Regions from separate parts of the Homo sapiens genome. Here regions 2 and 3 are each linked to region 1. A link is a loop called in an ENCODE intact Hi-C map of the cell type or tissue named here. Cell type or tissue: endothelial cell of umbilical vein. All regions are shown on one strand.

What was found. Peaks named below come from ENCODE experiments on the same cell type or tissue, not always from the same donor. Only the 100,000 strongest peaks of a DNase experiment are listed, where the experiment ranks them.
Region 2: a loop joins it to region 1, with 10 times the contacts of the local background. A loop is called at or near these places in 21 of 110 quality-filtered maps.
Region 3: a loop joins it to region 1, with 9 times the contacts of the local background. A loop is called at or near these places in 8 of 110 quality-filtered maps.

Annotation. Positions count from the first base shown.
Region 1 is chr9:114,079,367-114,087,366 of GRCh38, forward strand. It overlaps LOC107987120 (a long non-coding RNA gene), which reads right to left and starts at 1,703. Exons shown (of 3, transcript XR_001746905.1): 1 at 1,469-1,703; 2 at 1,332-1,374; 3 at 574-1,236. In endothelial cell of umbilical vein, a CTCF peak has its summit at 3,295 (motif pointing right); a DNase peak (open chromatin) is centred at 3,315; H3K27me3 peaks cover 521 bases.
Region 2 is chr9:114,267,437-114,275,436 of GRCh38, forward strand. It overlaps COL27A1 (collagen type XXVII alpha 1 chain), which reads left to right. Exons shown (of 61, transcript NM_032888.4): 34 at 68-121; 35 at 1,805-1,858; 36 at 3,292-3,345. Among named protein-coding and RNA genes, the nearest start is that of ORM1, 52 kb to the right of the region's middle. RefSeq lists an enhancer at 3,799-3,968. In endothelial cell of umbilical vein, a CTCF peak has its summit at 4,544; a DNase peak (open chromatin) is centred at 4,515.
Region 3 is chr9:113,733,622-113,741,621 of GRCh38, forward strand. No RefSeq gene overlaps it. Among named protein-coding and RNA genes, the nearest start is that of ZNF618, 140 kb to the right of the region's middle. RefSeq lists an enhancer at 5,174-5,722. In endothelial cell of umbilical vein, a CTCF peak has its summit at 3,997 (motif pointing right); a DNase peak (open chromatin) is centred at 4,020; H3K27me3 peaks cover 368 bases.

The DNA of each region.
Region 1 (8,000 bases):
GAGACTCAGACACAGGGACACAGAGAGAAGCACGGGGAAGATGTGGCGTGACGCCGAAGGCAGAGATGGGAGGGATGCAGTGACACGTCAAAAATCACCAAGGATTGATGGCAGCCACCAAAAGCTAGCAAAAGGCAAGGAAGGACTTTTCCCCAGAATCTTCAAAGGGAACATGGCTCTGCTGAAAATTTGGTCTCAGGTGTCTGACCTCCAGTGCTGAGAGAAGACACATTTCCTAGCAGCCCTAGGAAACTAATACAGTAGTTATTAAACTTAAGGTTTTATTTATTTATTTATTATTTTGAGACGGAGTTTCACTCTTGTCGCCCAGGCTGGAGTGCAGTGGTGCGATCTCGGCTCACTGCAACCTCCACATTCTGGGCTGAAGTGATTCTTGTGCCTCAGCCTCCCGAGTAGCTGAGATTACAGGTGCCCACCACCATGCCTGGCTAATTTTTGTATTTTTAGTAGAGACAGCGTTTCACCATATTGGCCAGACTGGTCTCTAACTCCTGACCTCAGGTGATCCTCTCACCTCAGCCTCCCAAAGTGCTGGGATTACAGGCGTAAGCCACTGCGCTCAGCCTAAATTTAAGATTTTAAATGAGAATTTTTTAAAACCCAGGTCCGTTGTCTGTGAGCTCACACTCTTGCCAGCAATACCAAAGGCCTCTCTATGAATTTCCCTTCTCCAGTGGTTAAATCTACTGTCCTTACTTCCTCCCTGCTCTTGGCATGGAACATTCCATACTCTCAGCCACCTCTCTGTTAGAGCTGGGAATGACCCCTTCGGGCAGGCAGTCCCAAGATTAAGACCCCTGCTTATGTGAGAATCAAAGGATTCCCCCATGTAGTCAGTGCAGAAACAAATGGTGTATCATGTCCCTTCTGTAAGATTCAGTCAGTACATCCCTCTTTCACTGGTATCCAGAACAAGTGTGCTTCTATTCATAAATGTGTTTCCTTTGCTCCGTCACCCTAACCTTGGCCAGTGATTATATTCCCTTCTTGCTTTGGCTGCTAGGAAGCTCAAAGCCATGATGTAAGTTTAAGCACAGTTACTGTCTTGGTTTAGCTTTCTGGGACAGTTATCTTCGTGTTCCTTGTGTTCACAAAGTTTCTCAATCTTTGATGTTTTAGTTAATGATGGTAATGAGGAGGTGGTAGCCCCCAACTTCTCCTTGTTCTGCATGATATTGGAGGTGGCTTTCCCTCGCTAAAGACCACTTTCCGTATCTGTGAACGGAAGAAAACAGTTCTTGTTCTGTCTGTCAAGAGGCCAAGAGAGACAATGTGTGAGGAAGTGAACTGTAAACTGTCCACTGCCTTACCTGTGTGGTGGCTCAGGGGTGTCTGCCATTGGAGGAGGCAGGCCTGGTATAAGAATAAATAAATAACAATGAATCATTAATAGGAATAAAATCATCCTACTAAGCCCGCTTACAGTGCACCAAGATGGCTCGCTGACCTTCATGTTGGGCCTGCGTGACTACAGTTATCAACCCCATGGTCCAGATGGGAAGCCTGAGACGCGCAGGGGTGGAGAAGCCCCAGTCCTAGCCTCTCTTGGACAGGGCTGTTCATTCAGTTGCACAGCCTCTCCTGGGGGTGGGGAGAGGCCCAGAGGATAAGTCCAGGATGTTGATTTCTTCTCCTGCCTCCAGGAATGTTTGTGCTCCTGAGATTATTAACCAGAGCAAACAGAGAGAGTAAATGCTGCCAAGGGCCACTTGGACTTTTGACTGCTTTTTAAAAATTAACCTGGGGACACAAGTTGCAAGACCAACAGTGGTCAGACAGCTGCTGCCCCCTCCTCCCCTTCTGGCTGCTGGGGTGGGAGGATGGAGGCTCTGGGGTCCCTGCCCTCCTAGGGGGCCCAGGGGTCTAAGAGTCCATGGGAATTGCTAGGTTCTGAAACCATTTGGTTGTGGGGGAGGGTCTTGCCCCTCACAGGAGGCCTCAGAGCCTCAGGGGTACCCAGTGCAATGTGGAATAGAGGCCTCGATTTTCAGATGCACATACTGGGGCTCAGGGAGGGGATGGGACTTGGTCAAGGTCACCCAGTGTGTGGCCGAGTCGGGGCCAGATAGGCCTGACTGTGGCACCCAGGCTCTCCCCTCATCATTTATTCTTGTGTCTACTTGTTCTTTTGCCAAATACACACTCCATGCTTGGTGCTGAGGACAGGATGGGCATATGACAGGCCTCCCAGAGCTCCCTTGAGGCCTGGGGTTGGGGAACAGACGAGGTGAGAAGGTGATAAGACAGGATGGTTGCTGCAGTGATCAGGGAAGCAGAGGCCGGGACAGGGGAGTCAGACTCCAAGAGTAGGAGTGAGCTAGACAACAGTGCAGTGGGATGGGTGCATGGGGGAGGGGAGTGGGTTCCATGCACAGGGAACAGCAATTGCAAAGGCTTAGGGAAGAAAATAGAAAATTATTTTTATTTTTATCCAAAAAATACAAATAAATCCACAGGTCTGGAGCTTGGGGACAGAAGGGAGTGGTGAGAGTGAGGCTGGGGAGGTGGCTGAGGTCCAGTAGGTGGGATCGTGTTGCCGTCCCAAGGGGTGTTGCTTGGGAGTGCACAGGGGCACTGGTGGGTTTTCAGAAGTCAAGGTCAACCAGATTAGTAATCGGGAGAGATCAATCAGGAGGTAACGTAAGCTGGAGACCCAGGAAAGCAACTCCTTAGGAGATTTTCCAGGAAGAAGGAAGGGGCCGGGCCAGGGCACTAGGACCCAGTGACTGGACCCACAGGGACATCAGGGACATTGACTGGGAGTCAGACCAGAGGGTGTGGTCAACCTTTGAGTCCTCCTCTGCCAATGGTGGAATGATAAGGTGACTTTCTCCGTGACAGGAGGCCTTGCCTCCAATGTCTGACCTTGCTCAATTTCCATGGCCTCGTGCCACAGCCTGTCCACTCAGGGTCCTCATGGCATAGCTGGAGGTGCACAGCACCCATAACTCCATGACTGGTGATGTGGAGGGGTGTTCTCACTGCCCTGTGATTTCTAGGCATTGTTACTCATCCCTACACCTCCAACCCAAAGAGCAAGTCCACCCAGAGACTTGAGTCCTAGTCCTTGTGGCTTGCTGCGGGACAATGGGGCAGTCATTTCCCTCCATGGCTTCAGAGCTGACATAATAACTGAATGAGGGTCACTTGTGAAAATGCACCCCAAGTGTGTAGATACGTAGGACCCCTGTCATCATGGGCGCTTGGTACCGCATGTGCTCCAGCTAAGGACTCCATACATAGCTGCAACTGCACTAAGGTGTGAACTTCCCTTGTCCACCAGGGGGCAGCAGAGAACTTCCCGAAAGAACCACCGGAGTTTGCTCACAGATTGTTCTGTACAGATGGAGACAGAGGCCAGGAGCAAAGGCTCAAAGAGCTACAATGCGGGCTCGTGTCCAGGCTTCCTTGCCCCAAGCCTACTTAAAATCCCCTGGTGAGTGTAAAACATTTAGCGTCTACCTTGCCCATCCCTACCCTGCTAGAGAGCTTGATGCTTGGTTGGGGCCCTTAAAAAAAATAGTTTTGCTGGGGAACCAGAATTGGGTGCAGTTGTTGCAGACCACGAAGGCTACTATAACTGTACTAAGTTCTTACTGTCTGCCAAGTCCACGCAGAGCACTACAAGAGCATGTCGTTCTAAATCCTCTATTAAGAATCTTTTTGGAGTGGAGTGGCTCAGGCCTGTAATCCCAGCACTTTGGGAGGCTGAAGGGGGCGGATCACCTGAGGTCAGGAGTTGGAGACCAGCCTGGCCAACATAGTGAAACTCCCATCTCTACTAAAAATACAAAATTAGCTGGGCGTGGTCGCGCACGACTGTAATCCCAGCTACTCGGGAGCCTGAGGCAGAAGAATCATTTCAACCCAGGAGGCGGAGGTTGCAGTGAGCCAAGATCACTCCATTGCACTCCAGTCTGGGCAACAAGAGTGAAACTCCATCTCAAAAAAAAAAAAAAAGGATCTTTTTGTGGGGTGGTGGGGAGGGAGAGGATCAGGAAGAAGAGCTAATGGATGCTGGGCTTAATACCTAGGTGATGGGTATATCTGTGCAGCAAACAATCATTGTGCCTGTTTACCTATGTGGCAAACCTGCAGATCTGCACATGTACCTCAGAACTTAAAAAAAAAGTTGAAGAAAAAAATAATCTTATTATGCTGGTAGCCCTATTTTGCAGGTAGGGAAACTGAAGCTAAGACATCAGGTGATCATGCGTTGAAGGTCACCCAGACATTAAATTCAAACCAAGATCTGTCTCTGTTAACACTTAAGGCACTCTGCTGACCCTATCTCTTGTCTCTTGGCTAGATCTTAGGCCACGTTCTTTAGACACTTGGAGCTGATGAGTCTCCCTTCATTGGACTCTTCACAGCCGAAGTCAGGCCTATTTCTCCCTTCCCCAGCCAAGGGTCACCTCAGCGTCTGCTATATCAAGTCCAGACCTTCTCTCCCTCCTTGGGGCCCAGCACTGTGCTGGGTGCATAATAGGCGCTCAGCCAACAGTGCTGACTGACTTACTCAGAACCATGGGGGAGATTTAGGTCGGATCCCAAGAAGGACCACCCACGCAGAAGACAGCTGAGGGAGACTGGGAAATTGGACTCACCACATCCAAAACCCCTTAACCTTATGTCCAATGAATGAGCAAAGGAAGGAATGACTGGGCTCTCAATGGCAAAATTTATAAAGCAAAGACCCCTTGCTCTGTGGTGGCTTGTCTTCGAGTCATCAAATTTGAGTTTGTCTGTGTATTATGGCCTGGAGTACACCCAAGGCATTGTCCAACATGCTGTGATGATTAAGCTGCTGAACTTTATATCCAGACAGACCTGGGTTCTAGTCATGACTGCAACCCTTTCCTGCCTGTTTGATCTTAGCTAAGTGACTTCACCTTTCTTTCTCTTCTGTTAAATGGGGTTAATAAGAGCTCATAGCGGTGTATGAGAATTAAATGATGAGAAGCATGTCATGTCCTTGCTCCTTGGAGAGAGCTTAGTCAATAATAAACGTTGGCCCTGGGTCGGGGTGCCCTTAGATGTTGTCAATCCAGGTTCCTGATTGCAGGAGTGGGTGGCTTAGCCTGGAGAAGCACTCCTGCCCTTATAATCTTTGGAGCTCAGAGTGTCTTTGAGATCAGAGCGCCCTGGGGACAGAGCTTGTGGCCCAGGATCTAGCTCCTTTTGCACCCCTGAGGAAAGGGTTACCAAAGAATAAACTTCCAAAGGCCTTGTCTGTGTCCAGGAAGGGGACGCAGGCATATTCCTGCTTGTTGCAGGCCAATCTTATTGTCCATTGAAGCAGGACCTCCAGGAACCTGCCCCAACTCCTGGCTGACCGAGTTGATGCAACCCAGCATCTCTGGAAGGACTAAAATTGCTCTTTCCTGAAACCACGAGGCAAGCTGAGCTCTCTGGAAATTCCCACCGGCCTTTCTTCAGTGAAGACAAATGGATTTCTCTGAATCAGTTGCCTTGGAAGGGCAGTGGGAACTCTTCCCTGGCTCTTGCCCTTGGGCGACAGAGTACTTCTTTCCACTCCTTTCCCTGGAAGAATCTGTGTTAGGAGGGTCTCCCTGGAGGAAGGAGCCAGCCGAGCTGGATGTCAACAAGTTCATGAGTCTGTAGTAATGAGAGTCCAGAAGTTGACACAATTCCTCCCCCGCAAGTAATGATAGAATGTTTGTGCTGAAAGCATCCGTTAGTAATAATAACAGCAATAACAACTAGCATTTATTTAGCACTAACCATGTGCCAGGCTCTGTTCTGAACAGTTTATACGAATTCACTTCTAGTTCTCACATCATCCCCTGTGAGCATGTATTAACTCCTCATAGGGTAAACCAATTTTATCCCCACTTTACAGAGGAGGAAACTGGGGTTCAAAGAGATTCACTCTTTTGCCCAGCCTCCCACAGCTGGTATGTTGGGCAGACAGAGGGTGAGAAAGGGAGAGGGTTTGCCCAAAGTTCTGTAGCCTGGAGACCACAGAGATGTCCTGCCTCCACCCAGGGCCCTGCCCCATGGAGAAAGACTGGGCTGCAGGGCTGCACTTCTAATTGTCTAGATTCCAGCTCAGGCACCGGGTAGTTTTTAGAGAATCCCTTTGGTATTGGGGTGGTGAAGGATCCACCACCGGCGGGGAGGTTGAGAAAGTCCCTTCCTCTGCCTCGTCAAAGTGCCTCTGCGTGGTCTGGCCTTGCTGGATCGTGCCGGGCTTTGGTGGAGAACAATGTCTCTAGGAAGGCACCCCAACTATCCTCAGGGGTTCCTAAGTTGGACAGAAGCTGATCCTCTACCTGTCCTTCCTCTGTGGTCCCACTGGGTGGCACCTGGCATGGTGGTTGAGGCCAGCCAGGTTCAAATCCCGCTTCTGCCACCCACTGGCTGCGTGACCTTGGGCAAGTTCTGAGGCCCTTCCTGCCTTGGTTTCCTCACTGCAACATGACAATACTGACAGTACCTACTTCTCAGAGTTGTGAGAAATGAGCGAGCTAACACATGGCAAGCGCTGGGAGCAGTGCCTGGCACCAGAGAAACTTGCTAATTGCTATTATTTGTTCCCTTGCCTCCTGATTGTCACTTTGCTTGTCCTTTCCCCCACTTGGTTGGAAGCTTCTTGAGAAGAGGGCAGTGGCCCAGGGTCAGGCTGCTGTCACTTGTATCCAGCAGAGGCGGCCTGGCCTCCAAGTAGGGGCTTGGTGAACATGTGATAATCAGGAGAGCCACACACTGGATGAGGGTTCTTGAGAAAGACACGTCTGCCCAACTTTCAAAAAAGTCCTCTCAAAGGTCTTCTTTGCCGGCCCGTGTAGATGCCAGTGACAGCCAGGGACTTGTCTGACATACACAAGAGGTCTGTGTCAAGGCAGGCTTTGAACCCAGGTCTCCAGATTCCAGTCATGGTCTCCAACCCCAGCACTAACCCATCTACAAGTTCCAGTAGCTTCCAGTCTGTGGTTCATAACAAGACCACGCCTACTTGCCCGACCTGCCCTGCCATGCTTGTTTGCCTAAAATAAAGGAAGATGAGTCGCTGGATGCTAAACAAGAAGATAGAAATGGAAAAAGGACATTGAAGAGGACACAGAATATGCCATGAAGGGGCTGAATCCTATCAGAAACGGGCTGGAAATGAATATGAATTTGGAGCAAATGTGTCATTAGGCAAAGAGAAGAAAGACCTTGTGGGAGGGAAAGCAGGCCCATTTGGGATGCTGAGAGAAGGCTGGTATGGCTGAAGCAACAGGATGTTCTTGGCAAGAGGGTCTTCACAAACTCTCATAACGACTCCAAGTTTTGGGGTCCATCTGGGAGTTGGCCCCCCAGACAAGGCCTCACAGCCTTTTATGTACAAGTGTCCACAGGAGTGCTCTTCTAGAAGCTTGTGCCATCCAACTGCAACGCTTTCTGCCATGCTCCTCATCGTGCAATGAGAGGGGGCTGAGAGTTGGGATCCCCAAGGATCTGGAAAACTCAACCAAGGATCTGGGCAGCCAGCACTCTAGAAACCCATGGGTGGCCTTCAGAACTCTGGTGAATGTCCCTTACCCACTACATCCCTGCCCAGCCAAAGATTCCAGAGAATCCCTCCCGACTTGTCTACAGTGTTTTAAAATTTCAGAAAGATCTTCTAGGGGTTTGGAATCCTGGAAAATTCCTGTAGTGTCTCAGGATTTCCAAGAGCTTCCCCCAATTCTAATGTTCCGAAGTAGCAGAGACTTTCTTTTGACAGTTCTTGAGAACTACTACCATGTTTCGGGGTCTAGAGAACTGCCCCCAGGTTCCAGCAATCTGCAGAAGGCCTGTAGATTGCAGGGCTCCAGAAGTGTCCTTCTGAGTCCACAAGTTCTCGGTAAGTACCAAATGAATTTGAAGGGTCTTGATACATTACTGGGATCCTTTGGAATTCCCTCAGGGTTTAGGGATCCTAGAATTATGGCAGTTCTAGAGGGAGGATGCTGACTGTATTAGTCTGTTCT
Region 2 (8,000 bases), 190 kb after region 1:
TTACCCCCTTGCTTACAACCAGGGGGCAGCTCTTGCTCTAGGAGGGACCAATGGCGTTTTCTTTCAGGGGCCGCCTGGTGCAGTGGGAGAACCGGGCCTTCCTGGGGAAGCCGGGATGAAGGTGAGGTGGGATGAAAGAAGAGAAAAATGACTTGTTGAAACCAGCTCCCAGATGGTGGCCACATCCTCTCCATGGAAGAGAAATGGGCCTTTCTTGTGGCTGGGATAATGGGTTCTCTGTGCTCCTGGCTGGGGAGTGGGGCCTGGTTAGGGCCAGAGTGGAATGTGGAGCCCCCACCAGTGCCCTCTGCGAGGTAATGTTTTTTCGGGCACCTGCCCCTGCCTCTATGCTGGGGTGGCTGTACCTCCTGGCCTCATGCGATACCATCTGCAGCTCGGTGCCAGTGCCCTTCATTACCTGCTGAGAAACAGGTGCCCATTGATACATGGACTCTGGGGAGAGCCCCCTCCCCATTCTGCTGTTGGAAGAGGACGCTGTTCCCCCTTGGAGGCCCCAGAGCTGATGAGTGATGCTGGCTAGCCCGTGGACATTGTTGAGGCAGGGCCCAGGGGAGCCCGCAGAGGGGCTGTGAGACTTGAGTCCAGTCACCCCCTTCCATGCCTAAGTCTCCCTGTCATTCAAAGAGGGAGTTGGACCAGGCCGGGGGCTGCCAGACTTGGCCTAGTCCCAAAATCCCTTGCTCAAACACCAATGAAGAAAACCACCCCACGTAGAAAACTGATAGAAGTGGGATTGTTTCCACTGGAGCAGGGCTGGGGGCTCAGAGCTCTGCCCTCCTCCTGTGCCCCTAGACACCAGCAGGGAGCATAGCTTGAAAATTCACCAATGAAGAAACCACCCCACGTAGAAAACTGATAGAAGTGGGATTGTTTCCACTGGAGCAGGGCTGGGGGCTCAGAGCTCTGCCCTCCTCCTGTGCCCCTAGACACCAGCAGGGAGCATAGCTTGAAAATTCTCCAATGAGAAAGACCCTTTTAGGGCCTTTATGCAGGGGGCAGGTGACATTTATTCCGGCTCATTTAGGGCTTCCTCCTCGTTTGGGTTTCTCTTCAAGTCTCTCAAGGAAGAATAAAGTCACATAATTGCCATTGCTGCATCCAAGGCTCCTGGAACCAGACTGCCCAGGTTCGGATCATGAATCTGTCACTGAATAGTCTCACGAGAGCTTGGGCTCCTTACCGAACTCCCCCAATGCCTCTGATGCTTCACCTCTAAAATAATGCCTTTCCTTGCAGGGCTGTCTTGAAAGTCAGATATGTTAATATAAAAACTGATGTCCTCAGCCTGGGCAACGTAGTGAGACCCCATCTCTACAAAAAATTTAAAAATCTGCCGGGCATGGTGGCGCATGCCTGTGGTCCCAGCTACTTGAGAGGCTAAGGTGGGAGGATCACTTGAGCCTGGGAGATCAAGGCTGCAGTGAGCTGTGATTACCCCACTGCACTCCAGTCTGGGCGACAGAATGAGACCCTGTTTCAAAAAACAAACAAAAAAAGTCCTTAGAACAGTACAGAACAGTACAGTTAGTTATTAATAGGATGATGGTGTTGGTGCTAATTGTCCTCCTGTCCTGGCGTGGGAGAAGAAGTCCGTGGACAAGGCTTACTTGGAACAGGAGCTCTGGTTGGTGTTTTACGATTTCTCTGTGGTCCCTGGGAAGAAGGACCTTCCCCAGCTCCTCCTCCCACACCCCAAAGTCAGAGCTGGTGGAAACAGGAAGGGGTGTCGAGAGCTGGGGCTGGCCCTACCCACCCGCAAGGACTTTTGTTCGGCTTCTCCTAGGGTGACCTTGGACCCCTGGGCACTCCTGGGGAGCAGGGCCTCATTGGGCAACGGGTAAGTTGAAGCAATTTATTCTTCCTGAAAGCCCCCAGGGTGTGTGGGTGCCGCAGGGGAAGAGACCGGCTTTTCTCAATCTCCCTAAGCCTCAGTTTCCTCAGTTACAGAAATAGACTATGAATGTCTACAGCCTCGCCCAGTCTCTCTTGGTAGGCCAGCATTTCCACAGTGTAGAGAAAGGCATTTTGTGGTCTGTAGTCCCAGCTACTCGGGGGGCTGAGGCAGGAGAATCGCTTGGACCCAGGAGTTGGAGGTTGTGGTGAGCCAAGATCATGCCACTGCACTCCAGCCCGGGTGACAGAGGAAGACTCCATCTCAAAAAAAAAAAAAAAAAAAAAAGAAGAAGAAGGATGTTGAGGTTCAGTCGAGTCTCGGCAGTAAAGAGAATGATGAGCACGCATCCTATGCCCACTGTGTGTCGAGCACTTTTCTCGAGGCACAAGGAGCACAGCAGTGAGTAACGGAGGCCTGTCTCTGGAGCTTGCATTCCAGCGGGTTGATAAGTGATACCTGCCATGGGTACAAGAGGAGCATGGACCACCCAACTGGCACATCGTTGCCATCCTGCACCTGACGGCCCCTGAGGCCCTTTCCAGCTCAGACTCTGAACAGCGATGAATTCTAAAAGCAGAGAGAGACCCAAACTTAATTTGATGGCCATTTCAAGAACTGTTGTCCAGGGGCGTCTCTAGAGCTGGAAGGGCAAGCCTGGTTGAGGTTCAGCCAGGGACTCTGTTCTTGCTGTCATTCCCGAGCTTGCTGGGAAGAAAAGTCGAAAGACTGGCCTCCCTTTCCTCATCTGAGAAGTAGGATTCCACCAAGGAGTTCCATGCAGGCTTACTCCAGCTCCAGTAATAGTATCTCACATGGTTGCCAGGTATGGGGCGCTTACACCATGCCTTACAGCAACCCTTGAAGAAGGTGGTGTCAGCCCCATTTTTCAGATAAAAAAACAGATGCCAATGAGACCTAAGTAGTTTGCTTGCGGTCAAACAGCCAGTGAATGAGAAACCAAGAAGTAGCATTGACGTCTGGCTGATGTCAAAGCCTGTCTTTAACTACTAGGCCACTCTGCAGCCCAGCCAACCAGCCTAGAGATGATGTTCAGGACAAATCCATGACAAGCACCTTCTAAATTCGTGACCTCATGTAGCCCCCACCCCACGTCACCCTGCAGAGGGAGCTGTCGGTAGCTTGGGGGTCTGCTCCCCTTTTCTGGAGAGCTGAGGGTGGGCACCTCAACCTTCCTGTTCATTTGCTAACTCAGCCCCTGGCTACCATGCACCCACTGTGTGCCAGGGCCCCCAGGGTCCCACTGCCTGGAGATCCATGGGTCAGGGTCCTGCCCCAGGGAGGGGGAAGAGAGGAAAAGCACACCGGGGCCTCCTCCCCAGTAACATCTCCTCCTCTTTCTCCATCACCTTTTCCAGGGAGAGCCAGGCCTTGAGGGTGACAGTGGCCCCATGGGACCTGATGGGCTGAAGGTAAGTGCCCTTTTAGGGCAGGGCCTGGGGACCCCGGCAGGGCATTGCTTTCCCATCCAAGACCTAAGTCTCCTCCCAGAAACACTGTGTTCCCATAGAGATCTGAGATGACAGCTCCAGCTCCCATTGACAGCAGCTTGGGGAAGGGTCAGCAGTGTCCAGCAGCCACCTCCCACCCTGCCCTCTGCACTACCTGCTCAGGTGGGACCAGGGCCATCACCACCTTCCAGTCTTTCCTGCTACCCTTCTTAAAATATCAGCTTCTCTTGGCTAAGGGTGATTCCTGAGCACCGGCACTACGCCAGGCCCAGAGCCAGAGTCTTTGGTCTCTGTTATCTTCCAAATATTCTAGAAGGTCAGGAAAATAATAATTACCACCAATGACTTATAAGCCACAATTTAGGGAGGACTAGTCACACACATACCAGGTACAACGCTAAGCCCTTTACCAGCTGGATCCATAGGACAACGGAAGTTCTGTCTTTAGATGAGGAAACTGAGACTCAGAGTGGTGAAGCAACTTGCCCAAGGACACACCGCTAGCAACTGGCACATCCAGGACCCAAATCTGGGCCCGTTTGGCTCCAAAGCCTCTGCTCACTCTGCTGTACCATGCACCCATTCTAAAGGCGAAGAGGCTGAGGCTCAGAGGAAGGCATAGATACATTCAGGACCTATGGCTATGAGTGAGGATCCAAAATTCAAACCCACGGCTCACAGGTGCCAAAGCCTGCTGGCCCAACTTGACCCTGCTGCTCCCTGAGAGACTCCTGTCAGCCACAAATGTCAGGACTCTGAAGAGACACCTTAGCTCACCTGAATTGCAGGTGGGCAGGCGGGCACCTCCCTCTGACTCTCCAGACCCATCTCCAGGCCAGTCCCTGGCCTCCGTCTTGGGCCCCGCTCTGACCCCACAGGTGGGCTTTCCCCGAGGCTGGCCGGTCACCCTGTGCAAGTCAGCTCCCCAGCCCAGGTTCCTAAGGGCCATGCCCTCTCGCCCACCTACTCTCCAGGTGACCTCAGAGAAGCAGACCCCTTCTCTGAACCTCAGTTTCCCCATCCACAGGCTTCCGCCCACCCTCGTTACCCCCTCCCCACAGTCTCCCAGGGTGCCTTGGCGACCGGCCCCTGCTGACTCCTCACATTTTCTTGCAAGAGCGAGAGCACCCCCTGTCTGTCATCTGCCTGACTCCTCTCCCCCAACCCTGCTGCATCCAAGCGTACAGCCGAGTCCCAAGACCCGGAGCATTTGACAGCTGCTCCACACCCTTTGCCAGTGCCTGCTACACTGGGTGGTGATGCTGATGAAGGTCATGGCTAAAATGCTTTGGGCACTTGCCATGTGCCCAGTGCCACCCACCCAAAGGGCTTTATGTGAATTAACCCATTTAATAATTAATGTTCCCAGCAACTCTCCCAAGCTTGATACATTACCATCCTCACTAGACGGATGAGGAAACTGAGGCACGAAGCAGCAGCCTTCTCACTCCACTCTGGGCGGCCACCTTTCTTCTTGGAAAGTCCACTGAGGTGGGCGGGAGGGGGTCTTCCAGCCTGGGTGCCTCATGCAGTCTTCTGCCTCCACCTTGCATGGCTTTTTGGCCCTGACTTCATCCTCTTCCCCTCCCTTCAAAGCCAATTCTACCTGAGTCCTTGTGCTCAAATGCACAGCATCTTCCCTGGTCTTTACATGAATCCCAGGAGAGACCCATTTTCTTAAGGTGTTTGTCCAGGAATCACCCCTCATGGTGAAAACTGCGTCTCGAATATGCACAGCACTTCATAGTTTATAGAGTGCTTTTACACCCGTTATCTCTTCGCTGATGTCCAGCTGACAGTGATGATGGTGGTGGTGACCAATAATAGTTAGCTTTTATCCAGCATTCACATGCCAGACACACTGCTAAGCTATTTACATGGTTTATCTCTTTCAATCCTTGCAGTAATCCTTTGATCCTGATTTTACAAACGAGGAAACTTGCCCAGGGTCACACAACTATTCAGTAGCGGTAGCAAGATTTGAACTTAGGCAGCATAACCCGAGGGTTGAGGGAGGCATCGTCCCCTGAGCAGAGAATCTTGGAATTAGAAGGAGCCAGAACCCCAGGTTCACACAGCACTGACTCACTCGGTGGTATTAGGGAGTCTCCACCTGTCTGCACTTCAGTTGTCCCATCTGTAACTGAAGAGGGTTAAGGAAGGTGACTTGCAAGGCTCCTCTGAGCACTGGCAGATGTCTGAGGATTTGGGGCATCTCTAGGAACCCCCAGAGACTGTTCTGCATGAGATTCACAAGGACGCCCACCCCAGGGGTCCAGTTAGCCCCTGGAGTGTGGTCTTAGGCAGAGCCCAGGTGAGGGCCCTTTGTTGAAAACCCGACTAGCCACCTGGAACAGGCTGTCTGCCTCTGAGAGGAGAACAGGTGGCCAGGACGACAAGCCAGAAATGGAATCCCAGAGCCAGAGGAGTCTGCAGGAGAGTTATTCAGGCCAGCCCCCTGTCTTCATGCCAGGCTGTGCTTAGAAGCTGAGGCTCCCAGCAGGAAGGGATCCGGGCACAACTTTGTGCCCAGATCTGCTCTACATTGGCCCACGCCTCAGCTCGGAGTCTTCTGCCTTTATCTGTGCCATCTCTGGACCGCTCCATTGGAAAATCTTCCCAACTGAACTAGAAACTGCCCCAGCAACTCCCTCACACCCACCTCCTGCCCCAGAGCTCAGGCCTCAGCAGGCCCAGCTTGAAGCAATGAGCAATCATGAGTTGCTTTCTTGAGCCTCTCTTCTAGGCAGGGCCAAGCCCCAGGCTCCAGCTTCATGCCCTCTGCTTCCTGTGCTCTCTCTCCTCTGGATGCACACCAGTTTATCAGTGTCCCTCGTAAACCTTGGCACTGGGGGACAGAACTGGTAAAGACACACTATGCTTTTCCAAGCCTGCTCTTCTCGCCCATCCCTTCCTGATGGACGCCGCCCCTCAGCAGCCATGCCCGTGCTGCACTCCACACCTGCTCTGCTCACGGTGATGAGGGTGACAGCCCACGCCCCATCCTGGAATCCTGCATGCCCCATCCTGGAACCCCACCTGCCCCCAATCTCTCTCAGAGTACGCAAAGATTACCGTGATGAGATAAGGCAAGCTTAGAGTGACACTGATTGCTTCAAAACCATAAAAAGCCCATGCCAGCCTGGTGCAGTGGCTCACACCTGTAATCCCAGCACTTTGGAAGGCCAAAGTGAGTGGATCATCTGAGGTCAGGAGTTCGAGACCAGCCTAGCCAACATGGTGAAACCCTGTCTCTACTAAAAATACAAAAATTAGCCAGGCATGGTGGCGCGTGCCTGCAGTCCCAGCTAGTTGGGAGGCGGGGGCACTTGAACCTGGGAGGTGGAGGTTGCAGTGAGTTGAGATCATGCCACTGCACTCCAGCCTGGGCAACAGAATGAGATCCGTCTAAAAAAAAAAAAAAAAAGCCCATGCCAAGGGTTGCCTTTCCAAGGAAATAACCTCAGGTGCCCCAAAGGTCCGAAGCCCCAAGAAGACCTTGGTTACAGCCCTATCACTGTAAAGAGGATACGCTCAGGATCCTGCTTCAAAGTCCAGCTCCACCGCTAGCCAGTTGTGGGCCTCTGGGCCAGACCACTTGATTTAGCTCTGCCTCAGTTTCCTCTTCTGTAAAATGGGACTAAAAGCGGACCAGCCTTAGAAAGCTTTTGTGGGGATTAAGTCAGTTAATAGATGTTAAAGGACTCAGACTATGGTCCTGACATGGTTAGTGCTATATAAATGTTAGCTCCATCCACTCCCCAGAGAAAGTATTCTGCAGCCAATAAGAATGATCGCCATGCAGAGCCCAGAGCGATAGGAGGGCACGTTCACCATAGAGCAAAGCAGTAACTATAACAAACAAAGATGGAGACCAGCAGTCCAGTGGGATTGTGCCTTTAGAGCTTAGTTTACTGCTGTCCGATTCATTGCCTTGGGAGAGTTGCTTCACTGCCCTGAGCCTGGTACATACCATCCAAACTGTTACCTACCATTTATTATTATTATTATTATTCACTGTGTTTTTGTCATCGAGGATTGAAAATACAACTCAGAAAAATGGAAAGAGTGGTTCTGAGAAGGAGAATTGGGTGAATTTTCTTTCTTGATGAAAATTTCTTTCAGCTAGTTGCAGCAGCTCATACCTGTAATCCCAGCACTTTGGGAAGCTGAGGTGGGAGAATTGCTTGAGCCCAGCAGTTGGAGACCAGCCTGGTCAATGGTCTCCAACTGCTGGGCTCAAGCTCTCTTGTAGCAAGACCCCATTTCTACAAAAAAAGAAATTTTTTTTCAATTAGCTGGGCATGGTGGCATGTGCCTGTAGTCCCAGCTACTTGGGAGGCTGAGGCAGGAGGATTGCTTGAGCCCAGGAGGTCGAGGCTGCGGTGACCTATAATTGCGCCTCTGCACTCCAGCCTGGGAGAGAGTGAGACTCTGTCTAAAAAATAAAAAAAAAAAATCTGCTTCATAAGACTCTTGTTCTCCCAATGTGTCTAAGTTGGAGAGAAATTGCCCTTGTCTCCTGTGAACTCCATGGGGTGGGTGCAGTCAGGACCCCGGCTTATCTCTGAGTCACTCTGCCCTTCGCAGCCCAGGCCCAGGCAGGGACACATGGG
Region 3 (8,000 bases), 350 kb before region 1:
AATTGGCTAAGGACGCAGCTCTGAAGGGTACCAAAGTTCAGTTATTTTAAATGTTGAGATCTAGAGGTGGGGATAGACGTAGTTCCAGAGAAACCTCTTTCTAACAAACATAAAATCAAACATTCTCTTGAGTGTGAGTTCTCTTAAGTTAAGGGGTGAGATCCTGGAGAAGAGTGTGGGATGTGCCTGCAGGGGCAGATGGGGGACACCAGCCTGGGAATCAGGAGACCAGCTAGGTTCTCATAAGCTATCCCTAATCTGGCTCTTCCAACCCTGTGAATACTGAGGCCAGCATTGTCTTTATAGAGCACAGTTTAACTCTGTGTTTTAGATCAGGGGTCCACAACCCCCGGGACCTGGACTGGAACTGGTCTGTGGCCTATTTGGAATTGGGCCACACAGCAGGCAGCGAGCAGTGGGCAGTGGGCGAGCGAGCATTATTGTCTGAGCTCTGCCTCCTGTCAGATCAGCAGTGTTATTAGCTTCTCACAGGAGCTTGGACCCTATTGTGAACTGTGTGTGCGAGGGAGCTAGGTTGTAGACTCCTTATGAGAATCTAATGCCTGATGATCTGAGGTGGAACAATTTCATCCCCAAATCATCTCCCCAACCCCCTGTCCATGGAAAAATTATCTTCCACAAAACTGGTTCCTGGTCCCAAAAAGGTTGGGGACCGCTGTTTTACACAGTCCATTCACATGTCCCAAACACTTCCATGACTTTCCATGAGGAAGGAAATGGGAGGCCATTTCAGACAGGAAGACGTACATGGGTAAAGGTATGGATTTCCTCAACGTTTCTTGCCATTTGTCCATCTTTGACGTCACCCTCTCCCTTGTTGGAGTGGTTAAGGCAGGATAAAGTCCAAATTCTGTCACTTCCATAAAACACCCTGTCTGGTCTGGACCCTGCCAGTCTCTTTCACCACTCTCCTTCCACCCTAGACTTGGCCCCAGACATACCCAGCTGCTTGCAGGTCTATGAATTCATCCAGCTTCTATACCTGTATCTATGCTGTGCTGTATACCTGGAGGTACATCCCTGCCCTTCCCTCTTCCAGGAAGCCTTCACTCCTATAACAGTGATAAGCAGCTAGTATTGGCTAGGATAATTCTGGCAGCATATGACAGAGACCAAATAACAGTAGTTCACATAAAATACTAGTTAATTTGTTTCTCACCTAGTTATTAGGAAGGCTCTGCCTTACAAAGCTGCCTATAATGCAGATTCCTTCTGTGTTGGTCTGGGATGTATTCTTTATCCACATGATCCAAGGTGGCTTTCATTTGTCACTGTTATGAGGAAAGGCTTCTGGGAAGAAGGGCAGAAATGAGTCCTCCAACACGGAAAGGACATGCAAGCAGGAAGGGCAGGTGTCCTCTCTTTCAAAGGCATGGCCTGGAAGTTATACGCATCACTGGCACGCACTCCCCATTAGCCAGAACTGACTCACATGGGCACAAAACCCAGCTGCAAGGAAGGTGGGGGAGTATAGCTTTTATTCTGGGAAGCCTCTGTTATTATGAGAGAAAAGGGGAAGGCTGACATTGGAGAATGGCTGTATGTGGATGAGAGCTGTGAGAACAGAAGGACCACCCAGAAGGAATGAAGATGAAGACTTAACCACTCCAACAAGGGAGAGGGTGATGTCACCCTTCCTTCTTAAGGAAGACTTAACCACCCCAATAAGGGAGAGGGTGACGTCAAAGATGGACAAATGGCAAGAAATGTTGAGGAAATCCATACCTTTACCCATGTACATCTTCCTGTCTGAAATGCCCTCCCATTTCCTTCCTCATTTCTCCAGGCCCAATTTATGCTTGATTTCCTCATGGAGGCCTCTACTGACAACTTCAGTCTTTCCCGGGCCTAGATAAAAAGTCTCTGTCTGGGTTACTAACTGGGCCAACATGATTATAATCATCTTTTATTGATGCCTCTTATGAAACAGGTAATTTATATACATATACATATCTCATTTTCTTCTCACCATGCCTTTATGAGACTTTTATTATTATTTTTTTATTTTTTATTTTTTAAAGAGACAGGGTTTCACTCTGTCACCCAGGCTGGTCTCCACCTCCTGGCCTCAAGCGCGATTCTTACCTGAGCTCTGACATTACAGGTGTGAGTCACTGCACCTGGCCCCTTGTTAGACTTTAAGAGGCTCGGCGAAAAATCACTTCTCTCTCCCCTTCTGAAATGAGGATCAATTGGGAAATAAAATCCAGGAGACTGGCGAATGGACATCAATGTTAGCTTTTTATTGATAAACTGATTGGAGAGCATGACTTCCTATTTGTGGTCAAAGGGCTGGCTCATAACCCTCTTTGCACCCATACAGGATCCCATACAGGGTCCCCCATAGAGAACTTGGAAAGGCCTGCTGGGGGAAGTTTGGGCTTCAGAGTCACTCATCTACTGAGGATTCCTGCCTAGCCCTGGTATGGAGAAAAGGGATGAAAAGAGGAAACATCCCTAGTCTTACAGTCTTTTAATAACTTAGCTCTACCCACCAAGAACTGTGGTCCCAAGGCTGTGGCCCCACATCAGGTAACTCATTCACTTCCCCTCTGAGGGGTAGAGGGGAAGGGGCGGGGCAAGAGGCCAGGAGTGTTACTCTTTTTGCGTTCTGTCCATGGGGAAACGGGAGGCAAGAGGAACGAAATTTCTGCCATAACAATCCCTAATGAGAGGAATTGCTTTGCCCATGTTATAGGCGAGGAAATCAGCACTGCGAGAAGGGCTGTGACTTGCTAGGGTCACTGAGATGTCATCCAGGTATTAGATGGCAGAGAATTTTGGAACCAAATCTATCTAGCCTTGGTCATTAGTCACTATCTGTAGTAGCTTATAAGCTCTTTGAAGGAAGCATTACAATCAAACATCTCTACTTTCCCAGCAGCAGCTAGCAAAATGTCTGTTCATTAAAAGACTCACAGCAGAGTCTGGTATAAAGGGCCCGGGTTCTGGTCCACATATGTTGCCTCTTTGTCCTCGTCTCATGTTCAGTCAATCTCTTTACCAGGACGTTTCACGTCAGAGCAGGAAGCAGTGATGCTACCTGGGGACCTTGTCAACGCTGCTGCCTCTGAAGAGTCCCTTGCTGGGTTTATAGTTTGAGGCACTTTGTTGCATTTTTTTGAAATCCACTTTCTCCGTTGAGCCTCCTACTACTCCTGAGGAGGGAAGAAAAGGGTGGTGAAGAGATTAAGGGCAATGTGGGATTAAGGACCATGGGTGGTCCAGGCTGGTAGTTTAGTTCGTAACCCTTCAAATAAATAGCCTTAAATATTTGCCCAGGATGTATTTCTTTCTTTTTTTTTAATTTTATTGTATTTTTTTTTGCGGGGGGGATGGAGTCTCGCTCTGTCACCAGGCTGGAGTGCAGTGGCCCAATCTCGGCTCACCACAACCTCCACCTCCTGGGTTCAAGCAATTCTCCTGCCTCAGCCTCCCGAGTAGCCGGGACTACAGGTGCCCGCCACCACGCCCCGCTAATCTTTGTATTTTTAGTAGATACAGAGTTTCACCATGTTGGCCAGGATAGCCTCGATCTCTTGAGCTTGTGATCCACCCGCCTTGGCCTCCCAAAGTGCTGGGATTACAGGCGTGAGCCACCATGCCAACATGTATTTCAAGAGGATAGAGAGAGACTGGCTGTTAATAGAAATTGCACAGAAAAAGGGATTCTCTTACTAATGAATCTTGGGCAGAAGTGGTGGTGTTTACGTCAAGAAAAAGGCCTGCCCAGCATTTCCCACTTTTCTGTGGTCTTTATACTCTATATAGTTTTCTTTTGCAACTTGCTAAACTGTACAGCTTTTTGGCAGATATATTAAATGATTTTATATTTAGATAATGAAAGAAGTCACTTGTTCCCAGTAAACAGCCCCGCTCCATGGAACACATCTTTACAGAACTTCTGGTGCCTCCTGAAGAACAGAGGGCTATGCTTGGGAGAAACGCTGTATTTTTATCTTCCACTGGAGGGCGCTGTCTACTTTGGTGGAAGTGGAACCATCGATTCCACCAATTTATTCTAGCAGTGTTTCAGCTCACCTGGTGAATTTGTGCCTTGGGCAGTTGTCCAGCAGTCTACTCCTTAATCTGGCTTTTTCCAAGGTCCCACAGGGCAGTAGTCAGGGCTCGGATGAGACCCCAATCAGTGTCATTTCTACTGAGCTGGGCCACTGAACTCTAAGAGTTCTTGTCTTTGAAAAGAAGGCTTTTCAGAGCATACCGCAGCCTCATCCCATATGTGTGTATCTGTTACCCATTCCTATACTGTCTGTGACTCAATTTCCATGACTTTGCATCCTTTGCCTTTGCAAAAATATAAACTGGGCATCTTTCTTTTCTTTTCTCTTTCTTTCTCTCTCTCTCTCTCTTTCTCTCTCTTTCTTTCTCTCTCTCTCTCTCCTCTCTCTCTTTTTCTCTCTTTCTCTCCTCTCTTTCTTCCTTTCCTTCTTTCTTTCCTTCTTTTCTTTCTTTCCTTCCTTCCTTTCTTCCTTCCCTTCCTTCCTTTCTCTTTCTTTCTTTATTTCTTCCTTTCCTTCTTTCTTTCTTTCCTTCTTTCCTTCCTTCCTTCCTTCCTTTCTTCCCTTCCTTCCCTTCCTCCCTCCCTCCCTCCCTCCCTCCCTTCTTCCCTCCTTTCTTTCTTCCTTTCTTTTTCTCTCTCTTTCTCTCTCTCTCTCTCCCTCTCTCTCTCTCTTTCCCTCTCTCTCTCTCTTTCTCTTTTTCTTTCTTTGTCTCACTCTGTCACCCAGGCTGCAGTGCAGTGGCGCGATCTCCACTCACTGCAACCTCCGTCTCCTGGGTTCAACCGATTGTCCTTCCTCAGCCTCCTGAGTAGCTGGGATTACAGGCATGAGCCAAGGTGCCCGGCCTCGGCATCTTTCAAATAGGATCTGCTCCCTAGGTCATGACTCTCCCTCTGGATCCACTGCCGCACAGTCTCCCAAGTTGTCAGCACATGGCTTTAAAGTAGGGCTTCTCCAACTTTAACGTGCAAAGGAAATGTCTGGTATCCAGTGAAATGCAGATTCTGATTCAATAGGCCTTGGCAGTGGGGCCTGAGATCCTGCATTTCTAACAGGCCCTGGGTGGTGTCACTACCGGTTAATGTACCACTTTTCAAACGTCAAGACTTTACCTATTTATCCCATCCTGTCATTGTCCCACTCGTTTTTGCATATAGAAGGTCCCCCCCGCCCCTATAAACTCAAGGATGGAGGCTGGTCAATATCTATTTGGAGCTTCGCCTCTTACTTTGTTCTCATCAATTGCTCCTGCAGGGCCCCTCTCCCTAGCTTTGCTCCATCTCATCTATTCCTCTTTCCCTAGTTGAGCAAGCATGAAGCATTGTGTTGGTGATTGTGTCTGCCACATCTGTCCCCTGAGTGGTCTTTCACTATCATGCAGAGTAACTTCTTTTCATTTTCTCTGATCTTGCCTTTTCATTGAGAGCCTGAATCAGGACACAACAAACGATAGCATAATGGTAATGACAGATGTCACCTGTGCATAAAGTGCTTTTATACCCACAAGGCAGTACTGGTCGAGACTATGGGCTAGGGCTCCACAGTCGGCCTGCCTGTGTTCAAATCCTATCTCTGCCGCTTCCCAGCTGGGTGGCCTAGGCTTAGTTACTTAACCTCTCTGTGTCTTAGTTTCCTAATTTTCAAAATGTGGCGATGCTGCTTTATGAGGTCCTTGTAAAGATTAAATAAGATAATGTATGTGAAGCATCTAGAATAGGCCTGACACACAGTAGGCACTCAATTATGGTCAGGAATGTTATGATTCCTTTATCCTGTGAGAAAGGTGAATTATTACTTCCATTTTAAAGACGAGGACCTTGAGGCCCAATGAGGAGAAATGACTTGCACTCAAGAGCCCACAATAAGAACAGCAGCACAGCAGGGACCAACCCTGACTCCAACCCAGTGCTCACTGTACCCTCTCCCAACCCTGACTCCAATCCAGTGCTCACTGTACCCTCTCCCAACCCTGACTCCAATCCCAGTGCTCACTGTACCCTCCCCACCAACCCTGACTCCAATCCCAGTGCTCACTGCACCCTCTCCCAACCCTGACTGTAATCCCAGTGCTCACTGCACCCTCTCCGAACCCTGACTCCAATCCCAGTGCTCACTGTACCCCCTCCACCAACTCCAATCCCAGTGCTCACTGCACCCTCTCCACCAACCCTGACTCCAACCCCAGTGCTCACTGCACCCTCTCCCAACCCTGACTCCAATCCCAGTGCTCACTGCATCCTCTCCCAACCCTGACTCCAATCCCAGTGCTCACTGCACCCTCTCCCAACCCTGACTCCAGTCCCAGTGCTCACTGCATCCTCTCCACCAACCCTGACTCCAATCCCAGTGCTCACTGCACCCTCTCCCAACCCTGACTCCAATCCCAGTGCTCACTGCACCCCCTCCTAACCCTGACTCCAATCCCAGTGCTCACTGAACCCTCTCCCAACCCTGACTCCAATCCCAGTGCTCACTGCACCCCCTCCCAACCCTGACTCCAATCCCAGTGCTCACTGCATCCTCTCCCAACCCTGACTCCAATCCCAGTGCTCACTGCACCCATTCCACCAACCCTGACTCCAATCCCAGTGCTCACTGCACCCTCTCCACCAACCCTGACTCCAATCCCAGTGCTCAGTGCACCCGCTCCACCAACACTGACTCCAATCCCAGTGCTCACTGCACCCTCTCCACCAACCCTGACTCCAGTCCCAGTGCTCACTGCACCTTTTCCCAACCCTGACTCCAATCCCAGTGCTCACTGCACCCTCTCCCAACACTAACTCCAATCCCAGTACTCACTGCACCCTCTCCCAACCCTGACTCCAATCCCAGTGCTCACTGCACCCTCTCCACCAACCCTGACTCCAATCTCAGTGCTCACTGCATCCTCTCCCAACCCTGACTCCAATCCCAGTGCTCACTGCACCCATTCCACCAACCCTGACTCCAATCCCAGTGCTCACTGCACCCCCTCCCAACCCTGACTCCAATCCCAGTGCTCACTGCACCCTCTCCACCAACCCTGACTCCAGTCCCAGTGCTCACTGCACCTTCTCCCAACCCTGACTCCAATCCCAGTGCTCACTGCACCCTCTCCCAACCCTGACTCCAATCCCAGTACTCACTGCACCCTCTCCCAACCCTGACTCCAATCCCAGTGCTCACTGCACCCTCTCCACCAACCCTGACTCCAATCCCAGTGCTCATTGCACCCTCTCCACCAACCCTGACTCCAAGCCCAGTGCTCACTGCACCCTCTCCCAACCCTGACTCCAATCCCGGTGCTCACTGCACCCTCTCTGTGCTTCCAAACACGGAGTTTCATTACCATCAACTCACAACCCTGAGTGTGACTGTTTTCCAGGCATCCTGCTGATCTTTTGTTTTCTCTTTCCTTCTAATGGAGCATTTCCAGCTGGGGTGATTCATGGATCTGGGACCGCATGGCTCCCATTAACTTCGAGGAAAGTCATAAGGCAAAACCCACATCAATCAAGTCTCCAAATTACTCATCCATCTTTTCAGGTGACACATGGATTAAGATGAACGTGGAGTGAAGTGGGTATCATAGAATAACTATTTAGATTTATGAAAATCGTGTCAGAGCTTACACCAAGTCCCCAAATGGAAGCTTGCTCTGTTTTCACGGCATGGTTAAACTTCAGGGATAAGAGACAGAATGTCATAATAGAAAGGCCTTGAAGCTTGAAGTCTGAAGGGCTGGGACTCCCAGCTTCACTATTTGCTAGACTTTTGATCACCAGCAAGCCCTTTAACCCCTAAGAATCTGTTTTCTCGTTTTATTGTTCATCCTTCAAACAGACCAAAGAGTGAGTTATTATCCCCACTTCACAGATGTGGAAACTGAGGCACAGAGAGAGTAAGTGACTTGCTCAAGGTGATAAGACCACCAAGGAATGAAGCAGGGCTTGACACCCCTATATATGAGTCCAG